2 separate regions of the Mus musculus genome follow, and region 1 is linked to region 2. Evidence: chromatin loops called from intact Hi-C (ENCODE). Cell type or tissue: heart. All regions are shown on one strand. Links, peaks and the distances in the headings refer to the core of each region. The heading gives the core; the rest is flanking DNA.

What was found. Peaks named below come from ENCODE experiments on the same cell type or tissue, not always from the same donor. Only the 100,000 strongest peaks of a DNase experiment are listed, where the experiment ranks them.
Region 1: a loop joins it to region 2, with 16 times the contacts of the local background. A loop is called at or near these places in 8 of 42 quality-filtered maps.

What each region holds. Positions count from the first base shown.
Region 1 is chr7:88,092,378-88,102,497 of GRCm38, reverse strand. All of the region lies in intron 9 of Grm5 (glutamate receptor, metabotropic 5), which reads right to left. Among named protein-coding and RNA genes, the nearest start is that of Gm24249, 10 kb to the right of the region's middle. In heart, for the core only: a CTCF peak has its summit at 4,585 (motif pointing left); no DNase peak of the experiment used is centred there.
Region 2 is chr7:89,122,767-89,132,886 of GRCm38, reverse strand. No RefSeq gene overlaps it. Among named protein-coding and RNA genes, the nearest start is that of Tmem135, 210 kb to the left of the region's middle. In heart, for the core only: a CTCF peak has its summit at 6,183 (motif pointing right); a DNase peak (open chromatin) is centred at 6,176.

The sequences.
Region 1 (10,120 bases), core at 1,326-9,325, 1.0 Mb after region 2:
AAGTTATCAAAAAAGACAAGGAGAGACACTTCATACTCATCAAAGGTAAAATCCTCCAAGAGGAACTCTCAATTCTGAATATCTATGCTCCAAATGCAAGGGGAGCCACATTCATTAAAGAAGCTTTAGTAAAGCTCAAAGCACATATTGCACCTCACACAATAATAGTAGGGAGACTTCAACATACCACTTTCATCAATGGACATATCGTGGAAACAGAAACTAAACAGGAACACAGTGAAACTAACAGAAGTGATGAAACAAATGGACTTAACAAATATCCACAGAGCATTTTATCGTAAAACAAAAGGATATACCTTCTTCTCAGCACCTCATGGTACCTTCTCCAAAACTGACCATATAATTGGTCACAAAACAGGCATCAACAGATACAAAAATATTGAAATTGGCCCATGCATCCTATCAGACCACCATGGACTAAGGGTGATCTTCAATAAATAATGGAAAGCCAGCATTCATGTGGAAAATGAACATCACTCTTCTCAATGATACCTTGATTAAGGAAGGAATAAAGAACAAAAATAAAGACTTTTTAGAGTTTAATGAAGATGAAGCCACAACAAACCCAAACTTATGGGACACTATGAAAGCATTTCTAAGAGGGAAACTCACAGCTCTGAGTGCCTCCAAAGAGAAACTAGAGAGATCACACACTAGCAGCTTGACAACACACCTAAAAGCTCTAGAAAAAAGGAAGCAAATCCACCCAAGACGAGTAGATGGCAGGAAATAATCAAACTCAGGGGCGAAATCAACCAAGTGGAAACAAGAACTATTCAAAGAATCAACCAAATGAGAGGCTGGTTCTTTGAGAAAATCAACAAGATAGATAAACTCTTAGACAGACTCAGATGAGGGCACAGGGACAGCATCCTAATTAAAAATCAGATATGCAAAGGGAGACATAACAACAAATCCTGAAGAAATCCAAAACACCATCAGATCCTTCTACAAAAGGCTATACTCAACAAAACTGGAAAACCTGGACGAAATGGACATGTTTCTAGACAGATACCAGGTACCAAAGTTAAACCAGGATCAAGTTAATGATCTAAACAGTCCCATATTCCCTAAAGAAATAGAAGCAGTCATTAATGGTCTCCCAACCAAAAACAGCCCAGGACCAGATGGGTTTAGTGCAGAGTTCTATCAGACCTTCAAAGAAGATCTAATTCCAGTTGTACACAAACTATTCCACAAAATAGAAGTAGAAGGTACTCTACCCAACTCATTCTATGAAGCCACAATTACTCTGATACCTAAACCACAAAAAGATCCAATAAAGATAGAGAACTTCAGACCAATTTCCCTTATGAATAATGATGCAAAAATACTCAATAAAATTCTTGCTATCCAAATCCAAGAACACATTAAAACAATCATCCATCCTGACCAAGTAGGTTTTATTCCAGGGATGCAGGGATGGTTTAATATACAGAAATCCATCAATGTAATCCATTATATAAACAAACTCAAAGAGAAAAATCACATGATCATCTCATTAGATGCAGAGAAAGCATTTGACAAAATCCAACACCTATTCATGATAAAAGTCTTGGAGAGATCAGGAATTCAAGGCCCATACCTAAACATGATAAAAGCAATCTACAGCAAACCAGTAGCCAACATCAAAGTAAATGGTGAGAAACTGGAAGCAATCCCACTAAAATCAGGGACTAGACAAGGCTGTCCACTTTCTCCCTACCTATTCAACATTGTACTTGAAGTCCTAGCCAGAGCAATTTGACAACAAAAGGAGATCAAGGGGATAAAAATTAGAAAAGGAGAAGTCAAAATATCACTTTTTGCAGATGATATGATAGTATATATAAGTGACCCTAAAAATTCCACCAGAGAACTCCTAAAACTGATAAACAGCTTTGGTGAAGTAGATGGATATAAAATAAACTCAAACAATTCAATGGCCTTTCTCTACACAGCGAATAAACAGGCTGAGAAAGAAATTAGGGAAACAACACCCTTCTCAATAGTCACAAATAATATAAAATACATTGGGGTGACTCTAACTAAGGAAGTGAAAGATCTGTATGATAAGAACTTCAAGTCTCTGAAGAATGAAATTAAATAAGATTTCAGAAGATGGAAAGATCTCCCATGCTCATGGTTTGGCAGGATCAACATTGTAAAAATGACTATCTTGTCAAAAGCAATCTACAGATTCAATGCAATCCCCATTAAAATTCCAACTCAATTCTTCAACGAATTAGAAAGAACAATCTGCAAATTCATCTTGAATAACAAAAAACCTAGGATAGCAAAAACTCTTCTCAAGGATAATAGAATCTAGTGGAATCACCATGCCTGACCTAAAGCTTTACTACAGAGCAATTGTGATAAAAAACTGCATGGTACTGGTATACTGACAGACAAGTGGACCAATGGAATAGAATTGAAGACCCAGAAATGAACCCACACACCTATGGTCACTTGATCTTCGACAAGGGAGCTAAAACCATCCAGTGGAAAAAAAGACAGCCCTTTCAACAAATGGTGCTGGCACAACTGGTGGTTATCATGTAAAAGAATGCAAGTTGATCCATTCCTATCTCCTTGTACTAAGGTAAAATCTAAGTGGATCAAGGAGCTCCACATAAAACCAGAGACACTGAAACTTATAGAGGAGAAAGTGGGGAAAACCCTCGAAGATATTGGCACAGGGGAAAAATTCCTGAATAGAACAGCAATGTCTTGTGCTGTAAGATTGAGAATTGACAAATGGGACCTCATGAAACTACAAATCTTCTGTAAGGCAAAAGACACTGTCAATAAGACAAAAAGGCCACCAACAGATTGTGAAAGGATCTTTACCTATCCTAAATCAGATAAAGGACTAATATCCAATATATATAAAGAACTCAAGAAGGTGGACTCCAGAAAATCAAATAACCCCATTAAAAAATGGGGCTCAGAGCTCAAAGAATTCTCACCTGAGGAACACCGAATGGCTGAGAAACACCTGAAAAAAATGTTCAGCATCCTTAATCATCAGGGAAATGAAAATCAAAACAACCCTGAGATTCCATTTCACACCAGTCAGAATGGCTAAGATCAAAAATTTAGGTGAAAGCAGATGCTGGCGAGGATGTGGAGAAAGAGGAACACTCCTCCACTGTTGGTGGGATTGCAAGCTTGTATAACCACTCTGGAAAACAGTCTGGCGGTTTCTCAGAAAATTGGAAATCGTACTACAGGAGGATCCCGCAATACCTCTCCTGGGCATATATCCAGAAGTTGTTCCAACTAGTAAGAAAGAAACATGCTTCACTATGCTCATAGCAGCCTTATTTATAATAACCAGAAGCTGGAAAGAACCCAGATGCCCCTCAACAGTGGAATGGATAAAAAAAATGTGGTACATTTACACAATGGAGTACTACTCAGCTATTAAAAAGAATGAATTATGAAATTCCTAGGCAAATGGTTGGACCTGGAGGGCATTATCCTGAGTGAGGTAACCCAATCACAAAAGATCTCAACAGATATGTACTCACTGATATGTGGATATTAGCCCAGAAAATTAGAATACCCAAGATATAAGTTACAATTTGCAAAACACATGAAACTCAAGAAGAATGAAGACCAAAATGTGGACACTTTGACCCTTCTTAGAATTGGGAACAAAACACACATGGAAGGAGTTACAAAGACAAAGTTTGGAGCTGAGACAAAAGGATGGACCATCTAGAGCCTGTCATATCCAGGGATCCATCCCATAATCAGCCTCCAAACGCTGACACCATTGCATACACTAGCAAGATTTTGCTGATAGGACCCTGATATAGCTGTCTCTAGTGAGACTACGCCGGGGCCTAGGAAACACATAAGTGGATGCTCACAGTCAGCTATTGGATGGATCACAGGGCCCCCAATGGAGGAGCTAGAGAAAATACCCAAGGATCTAAAGGGATCTGAAACTGTATAGGTGGAACAACATTATGAACTAACCAGTACCCGGGAGCTCTTGACTCTAGCTGCATATGTATCAAAAGATGGCCTAGTCGGCCATCACTGGAAAGAGAGGCCCACTGGACTTGCAAACTTTATATGCCCCAGTACAGGGGAATGCCAGGGCCAAAAAGTGGGAGTGGGTGTGTAGGAGAGTGGGGGGGGGATGGTATGGGGGACTTTGGGGATAGAATTGGAAATGTAAATGAGGAAAATACCTAATTAAAAAAAATTAAAAAAAAAGAAGTCAGACATAAAAAAATATAACATCTAACTTTAACAGACAATATGGTGAATAACATTCTCCAGCTAATGTTATTTACTTATTATGGCCTGAGTAGTAGGATTCGCCAAAGAAAAGACCTTGCTTTGCTCTGACAAGCACCTAGTCATTTCCTCTGCAAGCCTAGGTATTTTTGATGTCTTTTCACTAACTTAAAATTTCTTCCCCCTTAGATTACTGAACTTTTAAAATTCCCTGGGCTTTCCTTGGTTTCTTCCCCATAAATGTGTGTATTGTTCTCACATGTCTCCAAAGCCCCATAAACCCTCTTCCACCTACTTTGCACATCTCTAATTCCACGAGGCTCTGCTGCCCTCTAGGGGGCCTGTTCATCACATACCTGTCAGCAATAGTCTATGCACAGTTGGTGGTGTCTCTTGGTGTAGGTGTGTCATGTCCATAAGAAGGCTGCCAAGCTCTAAGATCTTTTGCCTATTTCTATACTCACCAGTTTAGAAATCTACAGTGGCTGTGTAATGAAATGTGTGTAGGAACATGAGACCTGCATAAACAAGCAAGTAAGTGTGTTTACAAAACCCAGACTCATGTTCACAGGGTAGTTGATGCCAGCGTAGTCTTTGGTTATGAGAATCTCATCAGCATAAAAGTGATTTGAAGATTCTATTAAAGTTTATGTTATTGAATTCAAGACCTGAACATGAAAGATTGATGAATGAATGTCATTTGAGCTTCTGTCTAGGTCTTGGGAGATTGGGAGGTCTTACTTAAAATCATTTGCTGAAACATTGTGCTTCCTTCTTTTCTTTACATATGTGGTTTCATAGTGAGTGAAACTTGTTGCTATTTATCTTGATTTCTGTGTGACTTGAGCTGCTGACAACTATTTCATATTTGAATCCCCTTTTCTGTTTTATGATATAACATCATTCAAGTCTCTAGGGGAGCGGGTAATACTAATACCTCCACATTATTTCAATATCCATAGTCCCTGTTCTTTTTCTACCAAACTCCATTTCAAACACAAATTCTCTTGCCTTTACATCACTTTTTTTCCAGAAAAAAATTTAGGGTGGTCTAATTTGATATCACTTAATATAACTTTTGAAACTTCCCAATCAATTCCATCTTTTTCAAAGTGTATTTAATTGTTTACATTTATTTATTATTGGGGCTGAATTTTGAGGTATACAAAGTCCATGTTATTACCTCTCTCCCTCCCCCTCCTCCTCCCCCTCTCCCTTTCCCCCTCCATCTTCTTCTCCCTCTCCCTCTTCCTCTCCCCACCATTTCTCTGAGTGGGTGTTCCTCTGTCTCTCTGACTCATGATTCTTGTGTCAGCATACAAGCTCTCAACTATTACTCCAGCACTATGCCTACATGCCTGCTGTGATGCACCCCACCATGATGTTCAGGGACTCAATCTCTGAATTTTAAGCGAGCCCTGGAACAAAATGCTTCTTTTATTAGCTGCCTTCTTCATGGTGTTTATTTTACAGTAACAGAAAAGCAACTAAGATAACAGACCACACACAACAAGAAAGAAAAAAAAAAAGGAAGAAGCAAAAAGGAAGAAGGGTAAAGATAGTTAAAAACAGCACTGTAATCTCTATTATCTGGTTAAATATTGGTTAAGTTGAAGATAAAATAAAATTAAGCACAGTGACTTTTTAAGAATCAAAAGTAGAAGAATTCATTACATCAGTCAGAAACAGAAAGAAAAACAATATTATAGAAGTGTTTATCTGATGAAAAGAAGAGAATGAATTTTAATTATACCAAAGTTGGCATGATTTCATTTATAGACTAACTGAAAGAGTTCTAGGAAAGAAGACACTTGACAACTGAGAATTTAATGAGAGTTGCATTCTTCAAAGAAGCCGGCTTAGTAGGAAGGAGCCACGGAGCACAGCTGACTTTTCAGAACACTTCGGAGAGAGAAAGCAGCTGAGGTTTCAAACTATGCTTCTGTTTTGCTGTTACTTATTGTTGAACTACCAAAGGAAACCAAATATTTAATTATCCTTTTTCTTCATGCTACCAGCAGTGTACACTTCTTCCACAGATAATTGATGATTAAAATTTATACCAGGTCCCTTTTCTCAAACCATCTGGAGCATGGTTTAGTTAAGGGATGAAGAGAAAGGTGGAACATATATCAAAGAATATGAGAGACGGCTGTGAATTTAAACTGGGTCAATTGTCATAAGGGGTACAGTACTAGGATGCAGACTTCTGGTGTAAATTATGGTTATGGAATTATAGATCATTTTAGTTTGAAGTAGCTTGCTGAGAATTTGTTCTTGGGTGTGTGTTTCAGGGGGCATACATTACATGTGAAGGTCACAGGTGGATATTCAGTGTCTTCCTCAAACATTTCCAATATGCCCCACCCCTTTTTTTTTAAAAAAGTGACAGGGTCTCTCTTCAAACATGGAGCTCACCAATTGAATAGACTTCCCAAATAGTGAAGGCCAGTGTTGGTCTGCCTCTGTGTTACTGGAATTACAGAAATTACTGGAATTACAGAAAGAAAGAAAGAAAGAAAGAAAGAAAGAAAGAAAGAAAGAAAGAAAGAAAGAAAGAAAGAGAGAGAGAGAGAGAAGGAGAGAGTGAGAGAGAGAGAGGGAGAGAGAGAGAGAGAGAGAGAGAGAGAGAGAGAGGGAGGGAGGGAGAGAAAGGAAGAAAGGAGGAAGGAAGGGAGTAAGGGAGGGAGGAAGGAAGGGAGGAAGGAAGGGAGGAAGGAAGGAAGGAAGGAATTCATAATTATCATTCTTCTTTCTTTCTTTCTCTTCCCTTTGTCCATTTTTTTTTAATGGTTACCTTGTGTACCTTCAGTTGTACTGAAACTCACTCTGTAGACCAGGCTGGCCTAAAACTCAGAAATCTCCCTGCTTCTGCCTCTCACTGCTGGTATTAAAGGCATGTGCTGCACCATGCCCAGACTGAAAACAAATATTCCAAAAGAACCTGTTTGCATACAAACAAACAAAGCCACTCCCAGTTTTACTTTATCACCTATTAAACTCCCATCATTTAATGAAAAATATTTTGATCAAATTTAAATGGTAATGAATGAGACCAGTAATATCTCAAACAAATTAAAATTTACTGTAATTACAACATTCAGGAATAGTGAATCTCTCATTATATAAAGGGAGTATTTTATATGCAATCCATCAAGATCAGCCAGACATTATGTCTCCACGGAGATAGTTCAGTTATCAAAGATCTAAACCTTTAAGTAATCATTTATAAGCCTTTTTCCTTGTAAAGCAAAATACCTTAAACATGTCTGTAAGAATAACCTACCAGAACTAAGTCTTTGCATTTCCTTTCACAGGTCCAGGGGCAGAAGGAAATGTTTACATGGTGTATTAGAATGTTACATGTCATGTAGTGGTAAGCAAGACTGAGGGAAAATGGGATAATAGAGGGTGATAAGGAAGGATATGCTGAAAAGAAATTTTACATATGTATGAATTATAAAATTATAAACATCAACTAATTAATTAAAAATAAAAATGACTTATTCTTTTGAAAGATGAGCTACTATTGAGTGCAGATTCACCACCTGGATTTATTTACCGAGTATTAGATAAGGGAATCTCTGCTGGTCACTGAACACAAATTTCTAAATCAGATACTTTATAGTTGCTGGCGATGAAGAGGAGGGAAAAATGCCTATAAGAAGCTTACAATTTAATATGATAAGGAAACATGTATTACAGTGCAAGACATCTCAATCTTCTCATTTGATATGTTTTGTATTATCATAATCTACTTTGTGAACATGCAAAAGTTATGTGAATTCTTTAAATACAGAGTCTTGCCACACTGTATAAGCATGTCTTGAACTTTTAAGATCCATAAATCCTCTTACTGTATTCTTCTGTGTAACCGACACTAGTACATATGGTTTTATTGTGCCTAACAAGTAAAAGGAAAAAAATTGCACATACTAACAATACAACAAAATCTTATGAATTCTACATGAAGAGATTTAGGTCTTATGCAGATATAATTTGCAAAATAATTTTAATATTTGGATTAGGAATTGGGGGTAAGAGTATGTTTTCTATATTTAAAAATAAAGATGAACAGTAGGCATTGGTAGAGGCAGAGAAGATAACCTGTGCAGAAGTACAGTATAGAAAGCAAAGAGATATCTATGGCTGGGAATATCTCTGTAACTATGACGATTTGGTCCTGTCAGATGGTATCTGCTTGGGTTCCCTGATGCATGACTACTGTTGGGACATTGGGGCTTGGTAAGGCAACAACAGAATATATGAGTAGCTATGACAGAATGTCTTGAGGATATAGTCCTTGGTAATATCAGTGAGAATACTTCAGATGAGATAAAGCAAGTGTGAGAAGTGACTGCCTGGATTTGATGGGTTCAGGGGGATTGAAATGTCAAAGATGATACAAGTTTGAGAAATTAGCTTCAAGTTGCAGCTTTTACCCAGAGAAGGTATATTAGTTATAAACTCAGTTATAAGGTCTAGAAAAGAAGTTGTGTTTTATTTTTTAGTCAAAATACTTTCTTCTGTTGACATGCCTTATGCATTAAAATGATTCACACTCTCAAGATGTTTCAAAAACTGACTTAAATATTTGCATGAAATGCATGCTTAAGAAATTGCTGTTATTTACAAGTCTAATTGATCACTTTGAAAATACACCTTCTGGGGTCTCATACTTTAAAATATACATTTACTTATTTTGAATGATTTGTGAATACAGACCATTAAGTTTATCTATTGTTTCTCATATATAATAATATGCTTAAGGACTGATCACTTGGGATTAGACAGACTATAAGAGGGCTAGTCCCTACAAAAGACTGATTCATTTCAGCAGTCATTAATTGCATAATTAAACAGAGGTAATGATCTTGAGATGGGGCATGGGGGAATATAGAGTTGCAAAGGTGGAGAGGGGAGCAAGGAAATGGTATACTACTGATGTATGAAATTCTCAAAAGCACTTAAATAAAAACTATTTAGCTTTAATTGTGTGTATTATGTATGTGAATGTCTGTGTATGTCTATGTGCAGGTAATGTAGGCCCCTCAAGAGGCCAGAGGCCAGAGGCCAGAGGCCTTGGAAATCCTGGAGCTGAAGTTACATGCAGTGATGACCTAACTTAGATGGGTGCTGGAAACTGAACTCCATTTCCCTGGGAGACCAGTGTGTAATCTTAACCACTGAGCTGTATCTCTACCCCTGGAGTCCTACACATTTTGAGGGACAATGTTTCAAATAGTGTCTATTGGTGAAAAGTAAACACAAGTAAATTTTAAGAAATGGTGTGGAATCACATGCTTAATTTGTCCCTGAGAAACAGTCTGCCATTTCTACTAGCTGTTTTCAAGTTGGTGGTGTGTACAGAGAAGTTAACTCATCCTTTAGCTGTGTGGTTGCTTGCCTAACTTTTGGACATGAGCTTGATTATAATGGAGAGAATAAAGAGAATGGAAAAGAAGAGCTATTAACAAAGGCAGAGGAGACAATAAATAATTCTGCAGTTGGTCGAAGTGGTCAAAGGAGATACTCGGCTAAACCTAATTACTTCTGATAACTTCCCAGATAACACTCATGATAGCAGTCTGCCACTGATTCTTGCAAAGACTTAGATATCCTTATTCACATAACCTTAATGTTTTAATTTCTGCTAGTCTTGGCTAAGACCTACAGAATCACGTTGATTGACTGTGAACTCAAGGTTGAGTACTTTAACCTATATGATCTTGGTTAGTTTACCTATATCCTGCTCATATGTCCCTATTCTCCTTCTATAGACTAGGCATATTTAAATTTGGCTAGAATATTTTAGAGACTGGTTTTGAATAAAGCTATAGTTGTAGAAACTGCAAAATGGTATTCT
Region 2 (10,120 bases), core at 1,492-9,491:
GAAAGTAGCCAAGGAGCTAAAGGGATCTGCAACCCTATAGGTGGAACAACATTATGAACTAACCAGTACCCCGGAGCTCTTGACTCTAGCTGCATATATATCAAAAGATGGCCTAGTCGGCCATCACTGGAAAGAGAGGCCCATTGGACTTGCAAACTTTATATGCCCCAGTACAGGGGAACACCAGGGCCAAAAAGGGGGAGTGGGTGGGCAGGGGAGTGGGGGTGGGTGGATATGGGGGACTTTTGGTATAGCATTGGAAATGTAAATGAGTTAAATACCTAATAAAAAATGGAAAAAAAAAAAAAAACTCCTGGTCCATCTGTGTATACAGGTGAGGTCCACCAACAGCAATAAATAGACCAGCTTTAAGGAAATGGAGACTCTTCCTGTTTTGTTCTATAAGGCCAGTGTTCTCTCAATATCAAACTGAATTTAAAAACAAAAACGACAGTACCTTGTGACTAACTGGGACATCCCAAAATTTCAAAATTGAAAATCAGCCAGTTGGAAAAAAATCAAGATACACACACACACACATATATTTGTATATATATGATACACAAATATAAATATATACATATATGTATGCATATGATAGAGTAGGGTGAATTACCTTCTGATTCAATGATCATATATGAGTCAGTAACATGAATCAGATATATACATATATATACATATATAGGCAGATATACATATGTACATTCCAATTCTAAAATATAATTGGACATGAAACTCTTAAATAACCAACTTTACTCTGACAAAAGTGACGCTAAGAGGGGTAGGCAACTGGACTTCAAAGCTCTTTATAAAGCTTTAGAAGAAGTGCGCCATTCCATTGCTTATGTGAAGACAGACAAACTGATCAAAGAAACGGCATGAGTTCAGTGTCCAGTTGCTGAATCATTGTAGTGTCGTGCTTCATTAAAGGAAAAGCCAATCTTCTTGTATATGTGCTAGTGATAGGCCAAGAAAATGATCTTGAGCCTCATTGCAGACAACCACAAAATTAATTTTAAAAAATACATCTAATTCAGGAGGTATTTATAAACCAAAATGTAAAACCTAAAATAATAAGCTGACAGAACAACAATGTAAAGTCTTTGTAAATGTAGGTTAGTTAAGCAAACATTTCTTGAATAAGACTTATTATAAAATGAAAATCTGTTGAGTTACAGCAGCAGTTCTCAGACTTTCTAATGCTGTGACCCTTTTATTCCTCATGTGGTAACACCCAACTATGAAATTATTTTCATTGCTACTTCATAACTGTAATTTTGCTACCCTTATGAATTATAGTGTAAATATTTGTTATGCAGGATGGTCTTAAGTGACCCCTGTGAAATGATCACAACCCACAGGTTGGGAGCCACTGAATTAAGGGCATGGCTTGGTGTTCTGTGAACCTGGTCTTTGGGTTATATTACTGTTTGTGTAGATTCTGGGAGAACCTAACATTTACAATTGGAGAATATACTGGGGCAACCACACTCAGCAAGTCATTTTGGAGTGAAGCTTCAAGCCCTATCCAGACATCCATCTTAACTGTATAAATAAAAGGTTTTGGGCCCATAACACAGGCACTCATGAGGCCTAATTCACATCCAGGGGTTCCTAGAATGTCATATTTTCAGTGAACTTGCTTCATTTTAGCATTTCAGTCCCCTTTAACCTATTCTATATGCTTTCTAGTTCTGTACACTCAACATCATTACAATAAATGATTGGCTTATGACATCTGCTCTTTCATCAAGGAAATCATCACTTTATTCACTGACAAGTCCCTGGCATCTGAGAAATTCCTGAACATAGTAGGTGTTTGGTAAATAGTTACTAGAATTTTCATTTGTGTAAGAGTTATCACCTCGCTGGTGTAACTAGATATCTACATATAGAAGAATGCAAATAGATCCATACCGATGCACAAGCTCATGTCCAGGTGGATCAAAGACCTCAACATAAAACCAGATAAAATCAATTTTATAGAAGAGAAAGTGGGGAGTAACGTTGAACACATTGGCACAGAAGACAATTTGTGTTTTCTGAACCAAATACCAACCACTCAGACACTAAGGTCAACAATAAATAAATGGGGCCCCATGAAACTGAAAAGCTTCTGTAAGGCAAAGGACATTGTCAATAGGACAAAATGACAGCCTACAGGATGGGAAAAGATCTTCACCAACCTTACACCTGACAGAGGGTTGTTATCCAAAATCAAAAGAACTTAAGAAATTAGACACCAATAAGCCAAATAGCCCAATTAAAAATGGGGTGCAGAGCTAAACAGAATTCTCAACAGGATTCTAATGGCTAGGAAGCACTTAAATGTTCAACACCCTTAGTCATCAGGGGAATGTAAATCAAAATGACTCTGAGACTTCATCTTACATCCATCAGAATAGCTAAGATCAAATACTCAGATAACAGCTCATGCTGGCCAGAAAGTGGAAGAAGGGATTACTCCTCCATTGCTGGCTTGTACAACCTCTTTGGAAATCAAGTTGATCAAGTTGGCAGTTTCTAAAAAAAAAGGTAGTGCTACCTCAAGACCCAGCTATACCACTCCTAGGAATATACCCAAAAGATGCTTCATCATACCACAAAGACACTTGCTCAACTATGTTAACAGCAACTTCATTTGTAATAGGCAGAAACTGAATAAAACCCAGATGCCCCTGAACCTAAGAGTGGATTACAAAATGTGGTACATTTACCCGATGGAATATCACACAGTTATTAAAAACAGTGACACCATGAAAGTTGCAGTCAAATGGATGGAACTAGAGAAGATCATCCTGAGTGAGGTAACCCAGACCCAGAAAGACAAACATGGCATGTACTCATTTATAAGTGGATATGAGACATAAAACACAGAATAACCATGCTACAATCCACAGACCCAAAGAAGCTGATTAACAATGTGGGCCCAAAGGAGTATGCTTGAATCTCCCTGAGAAAGGGAAATGAAATGGACATCAGGGGTGGATGGAGGGTAGGGGAGGGATGTGGGTGGGAGAGGGTGTAGGATGGGGAACAGACAGGATCAAGTGTTGGGAAGATGGTGAGAGAACTGGAATTGCGTGGGGGAGGGCTCATCTCTGGGATGAGTTAGAAACCTAGGACAACAGAAACTCCCAGGAATCGATGAAAGTGACCCTAGATAAGACTGCTAGCAGTAGGGAATATGGAACCTGAAATGACCACCTCCTGTAACCAGGCAAGAATTCCAATGGAGGGATGAGGATATCATCCCAGTCACAAAACCTTCAACCCACAATTTGTCCTGCCTACAAGATGTGCAAGGATACAGAGGGAACAGAAATTGAGGGAATGGCCAACCAATGACCAGCCCAACTCGAGATACATGCCATAAAAGATAGCCTACCCATGACACTATTAATGATATTCCACTATACTTGCAGACCAGAGCCCAGCATAACTGTCATCTGAGAGGCTTCACCTACCAGCTGATGGAAATAGATGCAGAGACCTACAGCCAAGCATTAGGTGGAGTTCTATGGAAGAGGGGTATCTAATAAATTCCAAATGAAAGCCTTTAAAAGGAATATTTGATTTGCTCTGCATTTGTATTTGTGTGTGCATGCACTCCTGAGATCACAGGCATGCACAGCACACACATGCCACATCACAATTGTAGAGGTCAGAAAAGAACCTTCAGGAGTCACTTTTCTCCTACTGTGGGTTCCAGGAATCACCCTCAGGTCCTCAGGCTTGTTGGAACAAGTACTTCCACGTGCTGAACCTCCCTTGTGGCCCTCGAATGCTTTTAGTGTGATTGAATGATCCTTTCCATGTGACAAGAAAAATAATAGTGGGAAGTTAGGATTACCAAAGATAAGGAATTAAATTTATCGTTTATCACAGATAAAACCCCAGGGTCATTTATTCTGGCTTTTAGGCAGAACATCCAGGTGCAGGCTTCCCAGGACCATTTAAGTGCTGTCTGGAGAAGTGAGGCTTCAGGGACATTACTCAAGGGAACGGTGGTGTGCATAACACAGTTTTCCATGAGCATGTACTTTGGAGCGGAGATTCCAACACAGAGCTTCTGAGGCCTCAGCTGGAAAGGATGGGGGGACAAAAGTGTGAGAGATGGATGATTCCCCTCCCATATGGCTTCTTCACTGCTCTGTAGCATTGGCTAGGATGCTTAGAAGTCCCGCAGTTCTACTGAACAGTCAAAAGGATTCCTCAATTTGGCCTTTTCCTGCAATGCAGATTTCTTCTTTGACAACTTGGTTAAGCAAGTCTCAAAAGTAGGTCCTTGGAAAGCCATGGAATATTTCTGGGGGTTTTCTAGAAGTCTCAAAATGGCTGATGATCACCTCTGCTGTGTTTGCTTTTTCTAAGCAGTCACAAATGAACCCCAATAAGTAGACTGAATTTTAAAGTGCAAGTATAAACTTGTCACTGCATTGGCCTGTGTTATAGTACGAGAAAGAGAGAGAGAGAGAGAGAGAGAGAGAGAGAGAGAGAGAGAGAGAGAGAGAGAGAGAGAGAGAGAGAGAGATGACAATATGGCACCTGGGCATATGGGTGGAAACGAGGTGACAGTACAGCTCAAGAAGGTCAAGAAGGGGTGGTGGCAAGGTGCGCACAGAGGAAACTTTCTGTAACTACAGCAACTGGGATGAGATGCTTGGATTCCTGGGCATGTATGATACATTTCCAGCTCTCTCCTTACCTTCTGTTTTGAGTCAGAGCCTTTTTGTGTTGCCTGGGCTCACCCAGAATCCACTTGGTAGCTAAGGCAGCCCATAAACTTCTGTTCCACCTTCCAGTCTCCAGAGAAGCTCAGATTACAGGTGTATGGTGCTGTGTAAGGTTGTGTTAAGTGTTCAGTGCAGGAGTTTGCCAAATTAAGAGATACGAAGGGTTTCTGATGAAGGGATTTCTAGGCCTACTACAATGAAAAATTACAGGCTTATTCTCTAGGGCTCACCTGCTCCAGTGTCTTATGATCAGGTTATTAATATTTTTACAAGAACTATTCTGAATTTTCATGGGATGAGAGAAACAGTTGTTATAATGTTAAGCTGTGGATGATGAATTTGTGCTTCAAATTTTCTTGCGATGTTTACTGACTACATCCCAAAGCACATGTTTCCTTTTCTCTCAAGCTTGTCACTTGCCCTCTATTCCAGCCAAGTGTGGCTTCACTTCCCTCCCTACCACTTAGACAGGAGTGTCAACACCGTCTTTATATCCCATGGACTGCCAATATCCTGTCAATTCAACTTCTGAGATACCTTGTCTCCTGTATACCCTTGTTATACTTCAGAATGAGTATTCCTCTAAGAAAGGGGTTGGGGATGTACAGACATGGACACATGGTTCATAACAGGTTCATAACAGTAGCCCTTGAGTTACCTTGTCAGTGGAATACATTTTTCCTAGTGAACCTCTCTGTATGCTTGCCTTAAATACACTTTAGAAAACAAGAGCAGAATAGAACAACTTATCTACAGCCGTAATTCATTCATTTCAGCCCTAAGATGTCCAAACTGAAAGCTTTGTTTATATCACAAGCTATCCTTCATGCTCCATTGTTCCTATAAATTAGCCATCTCCCGCCCATACCCACCAGACATGCAAATACCCATTCTCACAGTTTCCTGGACCCACTGTGGTTTCCTTGTTCTATCTATGCCTGTAATGTTCTTGTTCTTCTCATTTTCTGAGGTCTCCCCTGCCCTTTACAACTCCGATGCATGTTAAAAGAAGCTCCTGAGGTTCACAGGTTGTCACCTCTTGGGCTCACCTCTTGGCTTACGAACCTGATTTGCCACCCATGTCTTATATTTTGGCCAATAATAACATCTCAGCATAAGTCTGTTGAAGGAAGGAACTGTTACTTAGTGAGTTGAATCTCTGTGGCACTGCACAAAGCGAATACCCACACATGGGGGAGGGCTGGATTATTTTTGATGGTGAGGATGAGTGTATTGCAGTTAATATGGCTGTGATGACAAAGGTCAGCATCAGTGAAGCCGAGAGAAAGGAGAGTGAAGGGCTTCTGGGAAGAGATGTGGTGTGGGGATTGTGTGAGCATCATCAGAGTCACCCTGAAGCCACTATGATCACCTCTACACAAGTGCTTCCTGAGTCCTCTGGCTGTGATAATATTGGTTACTCCACATCTGGCCACCAGGTGACACCCGTGCTCTACCAGTGCTGACCAGGTTGAATTTTCAAGCTGCTGCTTAGCAGGCTGCAAGGTAAACTGCCCTGCCCGATAAAGGGTCAATGAAACATCATTGTAGTGTCCTGAGTTGGGATCCAGGGGCCCCAAATCCTAAACCCCCACTAGTCTCTACCTGTCTTCAAATGGCCTCCATGGAGGATTGTCTGCCAGTCTCCATGCATTTCCATCACAGTGATTTCTCTTTGCTGCTTCCTGTGGCCAGTATGGAAGAAAGTACTGAGGAGTTCTGAATGTCAGCTCCCACAAGACAAAACTGAGCCATCCACTCTCTCAGGGCAGGAATTAGCCCTTCCACACTATATCCTAAGAGTTACAGATTGTCCCCAGGCACTCAACCCCATGCTCAGAAATCACACACATTTTGCCTGCCGCTGATGAACCATCCACCGTCCCCATAGCAAGTAGCTTGCCAGAAATGGCTCTCAAGCCATGAGGAGGATAATCAGGACAATGTGCTGTGAGGCAGGTGGGAGGGGTTTTCTGGCAGATGAGCTAGGGACCTTTGGGGCTAGGCAGCCCATTGGAGACATCAAACCTCTGGAGTTGTCTTGAGTTGATTGCCCGAGCAGAGGCGTCTCTCCTCTAGGGTACTAATCACCAGCTCCTGCTCTTAAGTTTTGGCATTCTCTTTGTATGGCCTACTTCCCAGGTGAAGGCTCAAGGGGCATTCACTTCACAAGTAGACTTATTCCTCTGGTTGGTTGTGAGCTTGTAGAAATAGAAGGTTTAGTTTAATCTGTTTTAATTACAAGATCAAGGGATAATGGTTAGAGCCCTCACGTCACTCTGTATTTATGTATTGTAGAAATTGTTCCTGTGTATGTTTCTGGAATACATGATGCATTTGGGATATTGATATAATCTTTCTTTGTCTAATACCTGAGAACACTTGTTATAGGGGAGGAGCCAATCTAGGCAGCTTCTGCCTGGTGTCGTGGAGGCAAAAGATAGGGGAGACTGGGGTAAGGAATGGTAAAAAACCATTAGAGTACAAGTCATAGCCAGGAGTTGACTCTTCTCCACTGGACCCACCTTCTCGATTAAAGAACATAGACAGAGCATAAACAAATCAAGAGAAGATCCTAGGGCCCACAGTAAAAAGCAGAGACAGAACTTTGTGCTGCAAAGATTCTGGCTCATGAATACTGGTACAGGCCACCTTAGAGGTTTAAAAATGAGTGTTGGCTTTTGAGGTGAATGCCAAAACAACGCATCAGTAGAGGCAAGGCCAAGTGCAAAAGGGAGGGAGGGGCAGCTAGCACGGGAAGGAGATGGGTAGAACTCAGGGTCTGCCAGAAGAGGCATGGCCCCAGGATTTTCTTACAGGTGGATCTTGAAGTCCTTGGTGGGAGAGCTGAAAGCTGATCTAAGAATCTACTGTTTACTTGTGAGCTGAACGGATTCTACTATAGAATGTATTCTGGAACAGTAGAGTCAATTGACAGTGTTTCCTTCCAAACCACTGTCAGGACAAAGGGCCATTAAGTCTTAAGACAAATCGTTTGTCTTACATGCCTGTCCCTCAAATAAGGCTTTGGGGGATATAGTTTCCATAGCCCAACAAGTTGTCTAGCGGTCTTTTGAGATAGCATGCCACTGCTTTGGAATATTGGGGACCAAGGAGCCTAGAAAGGGGAATACTTTTCTGTACTCATGACCCAGGCAGCTCCTTAGGTGATATGTGGCCGCATGAAATGACATGTGAGAAATCACTTTGCAAAGACTTAGTCACCAGTGCTGCCAGAACTAAACCAACGCCCTCATTCATGTCACCATGGGCAACCCCATACTCTAGTCCTCTCCTGGACAGGTCCAAGGCTGTCCTGAGGGGAGCTCAAGCTGTCAGGAACACTTCTGCTTCAGGACAAAGAGCTCTGCCTCCAAAAACTCAGCCTCTTCTTCAAAGACTTAAAGCATTATCACACTCTCACAAAACATGCTCAGACATGAAGCAATTTGCCAGAGCTCTAGGGATATGAGTATAGACCACAGCAGAGAAGGCAATTTGAAGCACTTTTGAGTAAAATATCAGGTATAGAGTTCTCAAAATTTGTTGCCTAAGCATTATCTCTAGGGTCAGAGGCTGGACTTGCTCTCACTCTGGGGAGTGCTGGTTACCTGGACAGTTTTAATGCACAGACCACCCTTGAAGTCAAGTCTCTCCTTCGTCCTCTATTTTCAGTTTCTATTCATGTAGTTTAGGCCCCTTTCACTCCAGGGCAAAACAAATTGTTCTTTTCAAAGGTCCAAATCAGCCAGTGGCTTTGTGTTCTTGTCAAACACTCTCATCTCTGCCCTAGGTGCTTGTCAAGGTGCTTTCCAGCTCAAAGGTAGGATTTTGTTGTTTGCTTTTTGTTGTTTTGAGGCCAGCAATTGAGATACCATTTTCACCTCCTAACATCTATCGTCATAACAGATTCCAGAAATACTTTCATTAGTTTTGATGTGGGGGACATTTTTGAATTGGGGAAAAAAACTCAACGTAGTCACAGGTACAGTTATAAAGACTGAGAATGACCTGTAAAGAAGGGATAAAATTATCTAAGACTCTAAGCAGCTCTTTCTAACTGTTTGCTGTAAATGGGAAACAAATACACTCTCTATTTAACACCTAAGCTTCCTTTACAGCCAGGGCCTGGTGGCAGAAGGTCTTCTGTAGCTGAACATCAACAAGCAAAGTTTCCTATATAGATTGAAGTTGGGATTCACCCTGATGTGCAGGGATCCGGAGGACTCTGTCCTCTGACCACTGCCACCTCAAAATTTTAGTGGTTTTGACTACCAGCAGTTACAGGGCCCTCACTGGAGTGGGCCTGTTGATATTCTCTCACAGATGAGGGAAAAGTGGAGGTTATTTGGCCCTCACTTGAGATTGTAGCCACCTATTCCCATCTGTCCTCTCCACCAGCTGCATTCAGTCTCTCCAGCTGCAAGCAGTCTTGGGGAGTACTAGAGTACATAGGAAGTGGAAAGTTACCAAAGGGTGTTCCATCATAAAGCTTTCGAGAGGTTTTATGCTGGGATGGGGCTTTTCGGTGATGTCCTTTCTTTTGTGCCAGCTTCTATAGTAATTGTTTACCAGTGCTTCTGTAAGTAGTTCCCATGAACCCATTGGCTCACCAAACTAAACATAGAAGCATCTCTTTAGTACCTTATTTGGGGCGAATAGATATTTGTTCACCTCTTCCCAGGAAAAGCTACAATAAGCAAACAACAAGTATGGTGGAGCAGCTAGAATCTGGAGACACATAAGAGATGTAATCATTGCAGACAGAAGGAAGAAAAGAAGCAATGATTGAGTCTCCATTGACTGGATCTCAAACTCTGGCAAGCCTGAACCCTCTCTAAAACTTCATTTTCTTAATGGAATAGGAATAGATACCCATCTTAAAGGGAAGTATAAAGACTTAATGAAACAAAACAAACCAGAAGGCTGATGGAAAGAACAGGATAGGAAGCCAGAGTCTGCTCAGAGGTTCATAGGCCTGGTACCAACCTGTATATAGTTCTGGACACCCTACTCAATGTGGTCTTTATGATTTCTCCCAAATGCCAAAAACAACAGCTTCATGTCTCTGCTAAGTTTACTTACCATAAATGGGGAAGCACAGAGTGAGTCTCTTCCACCCAGTCATCTCCCCACAAAGTTGAGGTTATTATAGAAAGGGGCATGGTAGCCCCCACTGCAACACCCCATCCTGCTACCTCTCAGCTGACAGAGAAAGAGAGAGAGAGAAAGAGAGAGAGAGAGAGAGAGAGAGAGAGAGAGAGAGAGAGAGAGAGAGAGAGAGAGAGGAAAGAGAGAGAATTTGGCAGTAGTGGTAGTGCCTAAGAAGGGCAGGTGCAGTTGATGATGAGAGACTATAGGGCTATGCTTGCTAATTTTAGAAT